2 separate regions of the Homo sapiens genome follow, and region 1 is linked to region 2. Evidence: read pairs that join two places in POLR2A ChIA-PET (ENCODE). Cell type or tissue: PC-3. All regions are shown on one strand.

Region 1 (8,000 bases), 120 kb after region 2:
TCTTCACAGAATTGGGAAAAACTACCTTAAAGTTCATATGGAACCAAAAAAGAGCCCGCAGAGCCAAGACAATCCTAAGCAAAAAGAACAAAGCTGGAGACATAATGCTACCTGACTTCGAACCATACTACAAGGCTATAGTAACCAAAACAGCATGGTACTGGTACCAAAACAGATCTATAGACCAATGGAAGAGAACAGAGGCCTCAGAAATAACACCACACTTCTATAACCATCTGATCTCTGACAAACCCGACAAAAACAAGAAATGGGGAAAGGATTCCTTATTTAATAAATGGTGCTGGGAAAACTGGCTAGCCATATGTAGAGAGCTGAAACTGGATCCCTTCCTTACACCTTATGTAAAAATTAATTCAAGATGGATTAAAGATTTAAATGTTAGACCTAAAACCGTAAAAACCCTAGAAGAAAACCTAGGCAATACTATTCAAGACATAGGCATAGGCAAGGACTTCATGACTAAAACTCCAAAAGCAATGGCAACAGAAGCCAAAATTGACAAATGGGATCTAATTAAACTAAAGAGCTTTTGCACAGCAAAAGAAACTACCATCAGAGTGAACAGACAACCTACAGAATGGGAGAAAATTTTTGCCATCTATCCATCTGACAAAGGGCTAATATCCAAAATCTACAAAGAACTTAAAAAAATTTACAAGAAAAAAACAAACCACCCCATTAAAAAGTGGGCAAAGGATGTGAACAGACACTTCTCAAAAGAAGACCTTTATCTCATCATCACTGGTCATCAGAGAAATGCAAATCAAAACCACAATGAGATACCATCTCATGCCAGGTAGAATGGCAATCATTAAAAAGTCAGGAAACAACAGATGCTGGAGAAGATGTGGAGAAACAGGAACGCTTTTACACTGTTGGTGGGAGTGTAAATTAGTTCAACCATTATGGAAGACAGTGTGGCGATTCCTCAAGGATCTAGAACTAGAAATACCATTTGACCCAGCGATCCTATTACTGGGTATATACCCAAAGGATTATAAATCATGCTACTATAAAGACACATGCATATGTATGTTTACTGCAGCACTATTCACAATAGCAAAGACTTGGAACCAACCCAAATGTCCATCAATGATAGACTGGATTAAGAAAATATGGCACATATACACCACGGAATACTATGCAGCCATAAAAAAGGTGAGTTCATGTCCTTTGCAGGGACATGGATGAAGCTGGAAACCATCATTCTCAGCAAACTATCACAAGGACAGAAAACCAAACACCGCATGTTCTCACTCATAGGTGGGAATTGAACAACGAGAATGCTTCGACACAGGGCGGGAAACATCACACATCGGGGCCTTTCAGGGGGTGGGGGGTCTGGGGGAGGGATAGCATTAGGAGAAATACCTAATGTAAATGACAAGTGTATGGGTGCAGCGAATCAACATGGCACATGTATACATATGTAACAAACCTGCACGTTGTGCACATGTACCCTAGAACTTAAAGAATAATAATAATAAAAAAAGAAAACCTAAAAAAAAAAAAAGGAAAAGTCAGGGAAGGCTATTTTTCAAAAATATTCATATTGTACAGTTGATTGGATAAAGAAAATGTGGTATATAGACATCATGGAATATACCATGCAACCATACAAAAGAATGAAACCATATCCTTTGCAGCAACATGGATGGAGCTGGAGGCTGTTATCCTAAGTGAAACAACTCAGAAAATCAAATACTGCATGGGCGCTAAACAATGGGTACACATGGACATCAAGATGAAAATAATAGATACTCAAGACTTCAAAATTGGGGAGGTCGCTAGGGGTGTAAGGGATGAAAAATCGCCTATTGGGTACAATGTTCATTATTTGGTTGATGGGTTCACTGGAAGCCCAAACCTGACTATTACGTAATATATGCAGGTAACAAACCTGTACATGTATCCCCTGAATCTAAAATAAAATTTAAAATGTCAATGTTGTAAAAGACAGAGAAATGTTCCAGGTTAAAGGAAGCTAAAGAGCCATGGCAAATAAAACCAATACCTGACCCTAGACTGGAGTCTATGCTGGGGGGCAAGGATGTGCGGCACACAAGGATGTTCTACAGGAAATTATTAGGTCAAAACTGACGGAAATGTAATATGGACTGTAGATTAGGTAAACGTATTGCATCCATGGAAATATATGAAATTGATAACTTTACTATGGATATGAACCAATAGTCTCTTATGTAAAAGACTATTCCTACTCCATATGGATATCTGATAGATAGATAGATAGATATGATATATACATGTATGTACGAGGTATCTACATCCCCTTTGAGAGGAAAAGCAGACACCATAATTATGCCAGGACAATAGGTGCAAACCAGGACAGTCCTGGGCAAATCATACCTTGAGTCACTGGTGTCCTTGGCTAGGACAGTTTTGGTGGCGTATTGAGTGCAAAGCCCAGTGTGTGTGGGTTCAGGAAAGAATGGAAGGAGGAAAAGTGAAAACAGTGCGTATGAACAACTGTTTCAAGAAGGTTTCTTAATGGAAAAAAAAATGAGAGAAGTTGGCAGAGGCAGGAGGCAAAGTGAGGTCCAGAGACGGAGTTTTTAAGATGGGAGAACTAGGAGTGTGTGTGACAGGGAGGAAATGAAGTCAGGAGCATTATGGTTATTCCAGATCTCTACATGAATGCCAAAGGAGAGACAGCATCCAACTTTGAGTGGCTGAAGAATCTAAATCATGTCAGCTATGGCTGTTTGACCTTCAAATATGAAAGGGAGTGTAACTACCACTTGCTAATATCTGTTCAAGAGAATTTAGCAAGAAAATTTGGAAAGCACAGTGGAACTATTCTCATTATACCCACAGCAGAGTTCCAAGACAGGATATCAGGTGCATCAGAGAAAGACACCATGCATGCTGACTTGGTGTACGCAATGGAGAGTTCTGCCAGGCAAATTTTGTGCATAGCCATGAGGTATAACCTGGGATTGGACATGAGGACCACCGTCTATGTCAACGCCATTGAGAAAGTGTTCAAAGTATACAATGAAGCCAGAGTGACCTTCACGTAGATGGCTCATGGGTGACTTCCTTGCTACCCTCTTCACCTGTAACTTCTGCAGACCTACCACAGGTTTACATGTTACCACAGAAATCCCCTTCTCTCTTGACTCATTAGATAATGGACACTATTCTTAACAAATCGATCCAAATCAGCTCCCTAAGAAGAAAGTAATTAAGGTTAGGGGATCATGTACACTCTGATGACGGTGAAAGTAGAAATCACTGACACCAGAGAGAGAGACATGTAGGTGTGTTGCCTCTAAATGAAAAGTCTCTTCCATCTGGCTGTGCAGCCTTGCTCTGTGGCTCTTCCCAACACAGTCAGCAACTGTTGCCAGGGAAGGCACAGTCAAGAGCAATCAGATGCTTACTTCTTTGCTCTGGACGAGACTGGGAAGTGCTGTAACTTTTCACATATTCAGAAGGTGACATGGGGGCCGGGCGCAGTGACTCACGCCTGTAATCCCAGCACTTTGGGAGGCCGAGGCGGGCGGATCATAAGGTCAGGAGATTGAGACCATCCTGGCTAACAAGGTGAAACCCCATCTGTACTTAAAAAACAAAAAATTAGCCGGGCGTGTGGCGGGTGCCTGTAGTCCCAGCTACTCGGGGAGGCTGAGGCAGGAGAATTCCCAGAACCTGGGAGGCGGAGCTTGCAGTGAGCCGAGATCGCGCCACTGCACTCCAGCCTGGGCGACAGAGCAAGACTCCGTCTCAAAAAAAAAAAAGAAGGTGGCATGGTCCTCACATGAGTTATTGAAGCAAAATAACTCAATTTTACAGGATGCAAACAAAAATAAAAGCTGTTTCTGCTTATTAATTTTATTCTTCTGGAAAAAAATAAGTAATGCTGCTGTAATAAAATTGCTTTTAATCTCTTAACAAGCCTAACCTTGATTCAAGCAGTGAATGCCTACAAACATAATAAATTTAAAAAGCTAGTATTTTTATATCATAAAACAGTACCATTTAGAGCTTATCAGCCATGTATTGTTATCCAGCAAAAATAAGAAGCCCTATGGAGAATTAAATTATCTTCATACCTACAAAAATGCTGGAGGGCTATTTCTGTGAAGACGGTCGGAGTTTGCTGACTATAATTATGACACATAGTCCAAAGAATGCAGTAACCTCCTTATCATGTTAACAAATTGTTCTCTTTTGAAGGTCTATGGTTGACTAATTGAACAATAATTCAAATAGAATGTTCCAGAAAAAAAAAAAAAAAGTGGGTTCCCTGTTTGGAGATTGGCTGGCCCTGAACATCCCTTGCTAATGGCCTCTACTCAGCCTGACTTTGTGTCCTCTTCTTTTAGAGGCTTTGCATTCTGCACCCAGGTGCACAAACAGTGGGTTGAAAACAACCTTGGGTTGAATGTTTTGTTTGGGAATTATTTGGCCAGGTCCTTTTGAACAGTAGTGTCCCAGTCAAATGCTAAATAATAATATATGCAAAAATGAGCTTAAAAAAAACCTGTAATGCCCTTTCAGAATTCTAACTACTTTGTAACTGCATGACTTAACCTGGTAATAAAAGCAGTTATTAAAAGTCTACCTTACAAAAAAAATCTTCTCATCTCTGTAAATCAACAGGGATGGAAAACAAACCTATACTGCCACCCAAAAGACAAAAGAATTTAGAGTTTAGTAAAAGCGGCATTTTAAATGGGGAAAAGGTACATTATTGAATGAATGATGTCAGAACAATTCAGCACATGAGAAATAAAGTGACAACACTACAAATTCCAGACTGATCAAATATTTAAGTTGAAAAGCTTATCCAAGAAAGTACTCCAATAAACTACACAATAGTTTTGTTTTACAACCTCAGAAAAGGAAAGTCCTTTCTAAGCATAACAGGAAAACCTAAACTATAACAACATTTTGTGGCCAGGTGCGGTGGCTCACGCCTGTAATCCCAGCACTTTGGGAGGCTGAGGCTGGTGGATCATGAGGTCAAGAGATCAAGAACATCCTGGCCAACATGCTGAAACCCTGTCTCTACGAAAAATACAAAAAAAATTATCTGGGCGTAGTGGTTCACGCCTGTAGTCCCTGCTACTTGGGAGACTGAGGCAGGAGAATGGCTTGAACGGGGAGGCAGAGGATGCAGTGAGCCGAGATCTCACCACTGCACTTCAGCCTGGCGACAGAGTGAGACTCCATCTCAAAAAAAAAAAGAACATTAAAAGAACATTTTGCATGGCAAAAACCATCATAAGCAGCAAAGTTGAAAGACAAACGATACACTGGAAAACAATATTTGTAACTCTTATCTCAGACAAAATGTAAACTAACCTAATATATAAAGAGCTCCTACCAACCAATTAGAAAAAAACAACATCATAGAAAATTGGGTAAAGTATAAGGAGACAATTCACAGAGAACAAATCAGATGAAAAATTACTCAATATCACCCATAATAAGAGAATGCAAAATAAAAATAAAATAAATTATGTTTTGCCTTGTTTTATCCATCAAATTATCAGTAACAAAAAGACCGGCAGGGTGTGGTGGCTCACACCTGTAATCCCAGCACTTTGGGATGCTGAGAAGGGTGGATCTCTTGAGGTCAGGAGTTTAAGACTAGCCTGGACAACATGGTGGAACCCCTTCTCTACTAAAAATACAAAATTAGCCAGGCACGGTAATGCACACCTGTAATCCCAGCTACTCAGGAGGCTGAGGCAGGAGAATCACTTGAACCCAGGAGGCGAAGGTTGCAGTGAGCTGAGATCGCACCATTGCACTCCAGCCTGGGCGACAAGAGTGAAACTCTGCCTCAAAAAAAAAAAAAAAAAAAAAAAAAAGACTGATAATATAGTTTGTTGGTATATGAGAAAACTGCACTCTTGCACATTACTCATTGAAATGCAAATTGATTGAATTTGTAATTGTAATTAAAATATTTCTTTATATTGCATTTTAAAGCTTGCTTTTTTGGCTGGGTGCAGTGGTTCACATCTGTAATCCCAATACTTTGGGAGGCCAAGGCAGGTGGATCACTTGAGGTCAGGAGTTCAAAACTAGCCTGGCCCATATGGTGAAACCCCATCTCTACTAAAAATACAAAAATTAGCCAGGTGTTGTGGTGGTCGCCTGTAATCCCAGCTACTTGGGAGGCTGAGACAGGAGAGTTGCTTGAACTGGGGCGGCGAAGGTTGCAGTGAGCCAAGATCGTGCCACTGCACTCCAGCCTGGGTGAGAGGGTGAGACTCCATCTCAAAAAATAAAAAAAAATAAAGCTCGCTTTTTAGGTAATGTCTCAATATTCAAGCATTTGGTTTACCATTGACCCTTGAATAATAACAGGTTTGAGCTGCAAGGATCCACTTACACACAGATTTTTCCCCCACCTCTGCCACCCCTGAGACCAACGCCTCCTCTTCTTGCTCCTCAATTTTCTTAACATTTTTTCTCTAGCTTACTTTATTGTAATAATCTAGTATATAATACACATAAAAATATGTGTTAATTGACCGTTATATTATCAGTAAGGCTTCCCGTCAAAAGTAGGCTATTACTAGTTAAGTTTTTGGTGAACCAAAATCTATACCTGAATTTTTGACTGCATGGGGGGTTGGCATCCCTAACACCCCACTCTGTTCAAGGGTCAACTGTATTTATATTTATATTTAATTTTTTTATGTAAAGAAAGGGTCTCACTCTGTCACCCAGGCTGGAGCACAGTGGTGTGATCATGGCTCACTGCAGCCTCAACTTCCTGGGCTCAAGCGATCCTCCCATCTCAGCCTCTTGAGTAGCTGGGACTATGGGCATGAGGCACTATGCCCAGCCTGTATTTATATTGCAAAGTATAAATAAATAGGAAATTTTACTAATTTTTCCCTAGCTGAGTACACTTAATGAATTCTTCAATTTTGAATCATCACCATCACTTGGCGAGAGCATACAACTAATTTCATGTTCATAACCTTTTGAATGAGAAATTGATCTCTTGAAAAATGAATTTATACTAGCCTTAGTGGTCTCACACACCAGTGTGTCTTATTTTTCTCCTATTAGGCCTGCCCTCTACTCCCCTCACCATCACACACACATAACAGAAACCTGAATCTTCAGATATCTTTAACCCATCAATGGCCACGTCACATCTCCACAGGAACCTCACTAGATTCTCCAGATCTCACCTTAGACTCTATCCAGAAATCAAGGTGGTGCTTTTTGTTGTTTTTTTGTTTTTTTTATTTTGTCTTTGGATCGTTAGGGGTATCAAGAGCCTTTAGCTCAAAGCTGGTCCCAGCTGGTCCACTAGATGTCACTGTCTTGTAAATTAATAGTGCTTTACCTACAAACTCCATCCCTGACATGGCACTGAAGGGACACCAGGCTAGTTCCAAAGAGCAAGTATTAGTCCGTGTTACGCACACGTCCACTCTTAGGGGAGGGACAGGAAGAGGCAGGCTGTCAGAAGTCTGGCAGGAAGGGAGGGCTCTGAACATTGAAAGAATGCTGGGGATGGGAATCTGAGTTGATCATGCAGTGTGTGGTGAAATGTATCTGAATGAAGAAGGGAGTGAGACAGGCGAAGACCCTGAACGAAGAGCATGCCAGGAAGAGGAACAGCAGGTGCAAAGACCCAGAGGCTGAGTGAGCCAGAGTCCGGTCGGGAGGAGGCTAAAAAGACAGGCCTCACGGGGACTTGCAGGGCTTGGTAAAGTGTGCCCATTTCATTCTGAATGAAATGGGAAAACATTGGAAGAATCTGTGATTTTTGGCTTTTCACGGAAAAGCCCTCAAAATCTACCTAGATGTAATCATGAGGAAACACCAGACAAACCCAAACTGAGGAACTTTCAATCAATTTTACAAATTGATAATTTGTAAATTATCAATGTCATAAAAGATAAAGAGAGGCTGGGAAACCATTTGAGAGTAGAGGAGATTAAATGACAACTAGATGCAAACTGTGGCTCTCGACTGGA
Region 2 (8,000 bases):
TCTGCACATGAAGCCACTGTACACAAGTTCCAGAGGACTTTCACTCCCCCATCAGATGCTGCAGCCCCATCTGAATGCACTAGAAGTTAACATACCACCACTGGGAAAGCAGACAGAACACCACATTCCCTTTTCATGAGCCTGACAGCAAGTCTAGGATGTTTTCACAAACCTGTAAATAACCTGGTCCGGCTGGCAATTTCTTCTAAATGTTGACTCTCTGTGAATGTAGTGACCAGGGTTACCAAAACATGAAGGGGTGGTGGGAGGAAAAGGCAAGGAGGAGGAGGTTATCCTCAATATAACTTCTGCTTTTGAATCTTTGCAAAAGCCTCATGATTACTCCCAAAGAAGTGAACATGCATGCTATAATTTTACAATTATATTATTAAATAAGCAGATCCACTTCAATTGAATCAGAAAAAGTGTTAAGTTAAATAGGATGGGGTAAGATTTCTGAGGGCACTAGAGTTGACTGAATTTTCTAGTACTTAATGAAACAAGAAAGTATATTTTGTACTATACATAAATAGAGCAGAAATTTTAATCACCCTATAAAACATTCATGTTTGTGGCTTATTTCACTGCAGAACATGAAGGGTTTTGAGTTTTATTAAATCTTAGGAGAGCAACTATTCAAACAATGAATTATTTTCTTGGGTACCTGGTAATTGCTAGTTTGCAATATATTTTAAGTGGAAGGGGGTTAATTTACCTTCCGCGGAGCCAATGCTTTAAATTGTTCTTAAAGGAAGAATTTAAGGACGCCACTCTGAGAACATGAATTCCAGGTCATTAGTTTCAGTTCCTGATGGCCAGAAACAACATCTGGGCCTAATTATTTGTATGTGCATCTAGCGGGCAATTGGTTGGCTAATTAATATATTTTAAGAGGTCAGCATTTTTAGTGATAGAGTTGTAAACACAAGACTTATTTTGTCTAAAGAGCAAATGCTAATTTTGTAGGCTTCCTCTACGATAGAGACTTCTCAGTATTATCTTACACTAATATGACCACAACCGTTGGTTACAGAGTGTAGACAGGGTCAAGAACATCTATCTTGGGATGCTTCAGCACCTAGAGACCACCATTGTAATCTGCCATTAGCTAAGCCCAGAAACCCCAACAGGCAGAAAAAACTTACTGCTAAGAAGATGAATATAGGGTCTCAGATGCAGTTTACTGGCTTCATGAATTCATCCCCTGGGAGCAATGGAATGGACAGGCCAGGACCCCAGAATGTCTCCACCCTTTGTCTTTCACAGCCTAAGATTCTGCCTTGAGCCTTCCATTTCCTTGGTCCCTGCATCTCTAGAAGTCCTTTGTAAAAATTAAATTACCCTGAAAGCTACAAATTGCATGCGTATGCTACAACAAATGGTTTCAGATTTACTCATGCTACCTAGAAAAGCATCCAGCCAATGAGACCTAGGACAGATGTGTGCGAGGGTAGAGAAGAAGGTGTCAGAGCTTCAAGGCATGCCCAGGACGGAGAGGTGGTTCCACAGTGTGAAAGGCTGAACAGCCAGGGAATGCCAAGGCTGTGACTATAGACTGAAAAATTACACACTTAAAGGGAGAAGGGAGGAGAGTAGAGATCCCGAAGACCAACGTCCCTGCCTCCATTTGTATCCAACCCTGACAGGGCAGGGCCCTATGCAGTTTTCTTTGCACACAGTGCACCCAACCCTCAGAGTCCCAGGGAGCTTTTAAAAAAGAGGATTGCTTTCATTCATTCTTGAGTTTTAAGATCATTGATGACACCACTCTTTAGGCTCAACAACTGAGAAAAACTCTGATGAAGGGAAAAACATACATTGGGCCAAGCATGGTGGCTCACGCCTATAATCCCAGCACTTTGGGATCTGAGGCGGACAGATCACCTGAGGCCAGGAGTTCGAGACCAGACTGGCCAACATGATGAAACCACGTCTCTACTGAAAAAACAAAATTAGCCGGGCGTGGTGGCACATGCCTGTAATCTCAACTACTCAAGAGGCTGAGGCAGGAGAAATCGCTCGAACCCGGGAGGTGGAGGTTGCAGTGAGCCCAGATTGTGCCACTGCACTCCAGCCTGGGCAACAACAACAAACAACAACAAACAACAACAACAACAACAGAAACAGATACATTAAAGGCTCTTGATAACTTGGTTGTAAGGAGGCCACATTATAGCCACGGGAGGCAGCACATTGGAGTAGCAGGCCAAGAGTGTGGGCTGAGGAGGCAGAGGGCCCAATTTTGGAACTACTCTGACACTTATAAGCTGTGTGACCTTAGGCAGGGTGTATTCACCTCTTGTGTCAGTTTATGCATCTGTAAAAGGTGGACAGCAATATGACTTGATTCATATGGCTACTGTGAGGATGAAATGAACAAATACATGTAGAGACCATTCAATGGTACCTGGCACATAAGCACTCAACAAACATTACAGGGCACAGTGGCTCACACTTTGGGGATGCCGAGGCAGGATCCCTTGAGGCCAGGAGTTTGAGACCAGCCTGAGCAACATAGCAAGACCCTGTCTCTAAAAAAAAAAAAAAAAAAAAAAAAAAAAAAAAAATATATATATATATATATATATATATATATATATATATATATATATATATATATATATATATAAAGTTAGCTACATGGTGGCATGCACTTGAGGTCCCAGCTGCTCAGGAGGCTGAGGCAGACAGATTGCTCTAGCCCAAGAGCTCAAGGCTGCAGTGAGCTGTGATTGTGCCACTGCACTACAACCTGGGTGACCGAGCAAGGCCCTACCTCTAAAAATAATTTTTAAAAAGTTATCAGATATTGGCAGGGCACAGTGGCTCACGCCTGTAATCCCAGCACTTTGGGAGGCCGAGGCAGGCAGATCACAAGGTCAAGAGATCAAGACCACCCTTGCCAACATGGTAAAACCCTGTCTCTACTGAAAATACAAAAATTAGCTGAGCGTGGTAGCGTGTACCTATAGTCCCAGCTACTTGGGAGGCTGAGGCAGGAAAATCCCTTGAACCCGGGCAGTGGAGTTTGCAGTGAGCCAAGATCGTGCCACTGCACTCCAGTCTGGGCAACAGAGCAAGACTCTGTCTCAAAAAAAAAAAAAAAAAAAAAAAAAAACTGTTACCAGATATAATCTTTATTGTATATAAATCATCATGTTCCATGAAATGAGATGTGATGCTCAGGGTTCCATAATCAGAAAAGCTCAACTAATCTCCATTTCCATCAGCACCACATCCCGACAAATAACATTGAAAATGGAAAAGAAAAGCAAGCGAGCCCGTGCATGCCACGCGTTCCTTTGCACGACTTCCACACACATTATGTGTAAGTTGCTGGGGGTCATGAAATAATGACTACAAGTACTCTGACCTCCTTGGAGAAACGTTCTATGTAAGTACTGAGGATTATGTTACTGGAGAAATTGTATAAGGAAATGGGGCCTCCCACACTGAAGTTGAGGCATATTCCATAAACACTCTTAATACATTAAAAGAATTTACATGTTTTTTTTTTTTCAAACAGCAACCAACTTTAAATGTTAGGAGCCAATACAGACACTGTGACATCCAAAAATACAGGCATCTTACATTGTTTTCAGACAACCAACTAATTCTTAGAAGTGCTTTATGCATTCTCTCGGGCATGAAAAGGTGGGGAGGTGGGCAGGCAGAAATCTCCCTGTTATTTCTAAGAGCTCTGAGAAGTGATTTGGTCGCACTTACAGCAATTTTAATTCACCGCATGCCAAACTGAAAGAAAGAACAACATCACGAAACAAAATCCATCACATCTTCAAAGCTATCGAATGCACAGCCAGAAAAGAGTCATGACAGGGATGTGTCTGACCACAATTTCAGGATTTCTAGAGAGCCTGGGTCTCAGGGAAGCAGAGCTGAGCCTGATGACAGTGCCCAGTGACACGTAGCTATGTCATACATAGGTAGAGGAAATAGTAAAATCCATCCTGAACCGACTGAAGCAGAAACTTTTCCCACTGCCAGCAATGAGCTGCGTGATCAAACACATGGATGAAAGCTTCCTGGACCCCCGTTTGCTCATCTGTAAATTGAAGGAGTGGACAAAGCAGAGCTCAGAGGTCCCCCCTCCCAGTTCTAAGTTTGTGTCACTGATTCCCTTTATCCCTAGGACCTCGCTATGCAATGCTTTCCTTTTCTCTGTCTAGCTGCGTCCCTAAAGCCGGGTCACAGACAATGCGTGAGTTTGTTGGAGCTCATGTGTAGTTCTCCAGACACACTTCAGTGGCCTCACCAGGGCTCAGGACCCCTGCATACAATTGCATAGTTTTGCCCTGTACGTGGGCACCCAGCTGAGAGTGCCGAAAGGGGCCGAAATCCAGCCTGCACTCCCTCTATCAGCCTAAAGGAAGGGATATCTTTTCCCAGTTGAAAAATAAAGCATCATACACAGTAGCTACAGCCCTATCTGGAAACACAAACCTTTTCACAAACACAGAAAATATAAAAATAAGTAAGCAAATGGTCATTTAGTCCAACATGTAAGTTTTAAGATTTAAATGCCCTTTAAATAGAGGCTGATTCCTTATAGCATCCCAATCTTCCCATTTTACACTGATCGGTCTTGCTTAGCAAGGCAAAAGAGTTTCATACTTCATTCTCGGTGTACGGTATTCCAATTCCTAAACACCAACTTTAGTTGCTCTTTTCAGAATATTCCCCCTTGTGATATTCTGGGTATGTTTGCATAGAGAGCAAAGCCTTTTTGAGCCTAAGTTTAAGCATTTGTTGTAAACAAACTACTTGGACCACACTATAAATACTGCCCAAGTTCTCAGCTTTGACATCTGTATGTGTGCTTTTTACTGCTTCCCTGATAGAGGGATTTATAGACAGTACTGCCCACCTAAGTCAAACAGCCTGTTCCCATTTTCTGCCTCAAACAAAAGCCCAACACGTATTTTTTTTAAATATGATATAAAGTAATTCAAAAATACTTTCTGAAATACTTAGAAAATGTGATTCACGGAAGCAATCAGCAAGAACTCTTCTCTCATTGGAATAACTATAATTCTGTGGCCAAAAGGTCAACCACATATTTACAAATGTCCCTTTTTTTGTCCAGACATACCAATACCTGGCAGACTGTGGGACAAAGGGAAAATGTATAAATAAATACATCTTTGTAAACTATTTCTTCCCATGACTACTCAATGATCATGGACTGGGAGGTGTTTTTTTTTGTTTTTGTTTTTTAAAATACGTATTTTTTTCTCCCCTTGGCCAACGCATTTTCCCTGGAGATAGTCCAACAATATAGAGCTAACATACTTCCACTGTGGAATTCATCTGGAAAATTTTGCAACTTAAGAAAACATCTCAGCCATCTGAGAGGCGTCTCTATGGATCTGCAGACTGGAGACCAACAACACAGTAAATATTTTTGGTCTAGCACAAAAGGAGTTTGGTAATTTGTGCAACTGAGCTTATTTATTTACAATAACTCACTGAAGAAGCTGGGACACTGTTCACATGCATTTGGTCTGGGGGTTAAGAATCCAGAGGGCCAAATATACACAGTGCCTGAGTCAGAATAGGGGTTCAATAAATATTTGTGGAACAAATGAGTTTTGAGTCTTATATTCATTAGCTGACTGTTCTGATGCCAGACATTTAATTCTTGGAACTTTAACTTCCATAGTTAATGAAATGGGGTGAGAACAAGTCAATCCTCATTACTCAGGTAGTTTTATTCTAGAAGGTAACCTCAGAAACTGAGTTGGCAAATACTGAGTCATTGGGGAAACACAGCGTGAGGTTCCCATAAGCCTCTGGCCACAATATTCTCAACCAATCAATATATAACCTTGTTTTATGTATATTTCTGTTTAAAGACACCTTATTTAATAGATTCTGTTGGCCCGGCATGGTGGTTCATGCCTGTAATCCAAGCACTTTGAGAGCCCGAGGCGGGAGGATGACTTGAGGCCAGGAGTTCAAGACCAGTCTGGCCAACATGGTGAAACCCTGTCTCTACTAAAATACAAAAACTAGCGGGGCACAATGCTGCGCACCTGTAATCCCCACTACTTGGGAGGCTGAGGCAGGAGAGTCGCTTGAATCCAGGAGGTAGAAGTTGCAGTGAGCTGAGATGGCACCACTGTACTCTAGCCAGGGCAACAGAGTGAGACTCAGTCTTAAAAAAAAAAAATCACTGATTGATCCATGTTGAAGTTACAACCAGCAGCATTGTAACTCATGCTTTAACAGAGCTTATCTGGCATATGCACTTTCTCACAAGGCACATCACAGCCTTCTTGCATTTAGGAGCACTAGACATGTCAGCACTGCTCTTGGGGGCCATTTTAAAACAGTGAAATCACCACCAATAACAAAAACACAAGACAGAACTGCACAGACTGCAGAAGGGTACTTGTTTACTGTATGACAGCTGACACCAGAAGATAGTCCCATTCTGTGACCTCAGCTGGGAACGTGCATAGTGGGACACTCATTTTTCACAGCTCTGGATGTGTCCTTGAATGACCATGAAAGTTCTGTACTGATTTGGAGATTACACACATATTTCAGCAAGTACATCAATCTGCAAATTTACAACGTATATTACAAGGTGGATTACATTATTTGTACTCTACAAATAGAGACCAGTTACACTTTGTCATTTCCTAAATATTTTTTCCCACCTCAATGCCAGCACCATGGTAGGAAGGTGACCAGAACAGACAGGTTCCTTCCTCACTGCAATAATAGCCTAGAGGGGGGAAATTACACAAATAGTCATCCAAATGTATAATTACAAAATGTGATTACTGCATGATGTAGAAGCCACAGGAATGCATTGAAGGAGGCCATAATCTAACAGCAGGTTCAGGGAGACCATGAGAGCTAAGCCCAGTCATAAAGTGCAGGCAGGAGTTAGCCAGGTGGAGAGGAGGGCATGCTGGCAGGCAGAATAGATGCAAATGCTCTAAAGCGAGTTTATAGGTAATTCATCCAGGTAATACATAAAAAGGTGCTTTATACATTCTAAAATCCTGTGCAAACATAAGTTTCTTGGTGTACACCTGTAGTCCCAGCTACTTGAGAGGCAGGAGGATGAGTTCAAGCCCGACCTGGGCAAAACATCAAGACCCTGTCTCAAAAAAATAAACATATATAAGGTTCTATCACAAAGGCTCACTATAGCAAAACAAAACCTAGAGAATGACTCCAAGTTCAATGTGCTTCATTTTTTAAAAAAAGTGAAAATACAATTCAACAAATTACTTTAACAAAGATTTACTGAATATTTCCCATGTGCTAGGCACCAGGCTTGGTGCTAGGGATAGGGATAGGAAGAAGGATAAGATACTTTTCTTACTATCATGGAGCAATTGCTGAGAGAAGAAGATCCTAATGGGAAGTAGATTGTGCGCAAGCTTTCATAAAAGCAATGCCAGTCAGAGAGGAGGTAACTAGTGGTTTTTCTTTAGAGTGGTTGTGAAAAATGCACAAAGCAGGTAATATCTGAGCTTTAGTAATGAGGGTGTGAACTTCCTGGAATAGCTGGAAGGACATTCCAACAGAAGAGAGAACATCAAGTCAACATATGTCCTGATTTGCCTGAGACAGTGCCAGTGTTTGCCTATTTTATCAATGTGATTATGAAGAGTGCCCCTTTCATTTTTAAAATCATCCTGATTTGGATGACAAATTCTTCACTGATGCTGCAGAGTTCTGTGAGGCTGGGCCTTGAGAGCAAGGAGGATGGAAGAGATGTAGTTATGGATTGATGTCAGCGGGTAGACCAAGCCAGGAGGATGTCTCTGTAAGCAGAGTCAAGCAGAGCTGGGTACGTTTGGGGGACTGTCTCAGGAAGATGACTTTCAGCAACATGAGAGTCAGAAGGAAGACAATTCAGAGGCTGAGACCAGAGGGCATTATTCAGGGCAAGAGATAAGCTGAGTGGCAGTAGGGATGTACAGGAGTTCCAATTCATGAGACTGTCATGAGGCAGAAGT

What was found. Peaks named below come from ENCODE experiments on the same cell type or tissue, not always from the same donor. Only the 100,000 strongest peaks of a DNase experiment are listed, where the experiment ranks them.
Region 1: POLR2A ChIA-PET joins it to region 2 with 17 read pairs; 2 of 35 experiments call an interaction of 5 or more read pairs at or near these places.

The regions. Positions count from the first base shown.
Region 1 is chr18:59,775,931-59,783,930 of GRCh38, forward strand. It overlaps the pseudogene GLUD1P4. Among named protein-coding and RNA genes, the nearest start is that of CCBE1, 83 kb to the left of the region's middle. RefSeq lists an enhancer at 7,222-7,281. In PC-3, a CTCF peak has its summit at 7,320 (motif pointing right); DNase peaks (open chromatin) are centred at 4,181 and 7,391; H3K4me3 peaks cover 537 bases; H3K27ac peaks cover 1,341 bases.
Region 2 is chr18:59,655,789-59,663,788 of GRCh38, forward strand. The region is part of intron 2 of CCBE1 (collagen and calcium binding EGF domains 1); the gene reads right to left. Among named protein-coding and RNA genes, the nearest start is that of CCBE1, 38 kb to the right of the region's middle. In PC-3, no CTCF peak of the experiment used is centred here; DNase peaks (open chromatin) are centred at 3,903, 5,793 and 6,733; H3K4me3 peaks cover 481 bases; H3K27ac peaks cover 3,775 bases.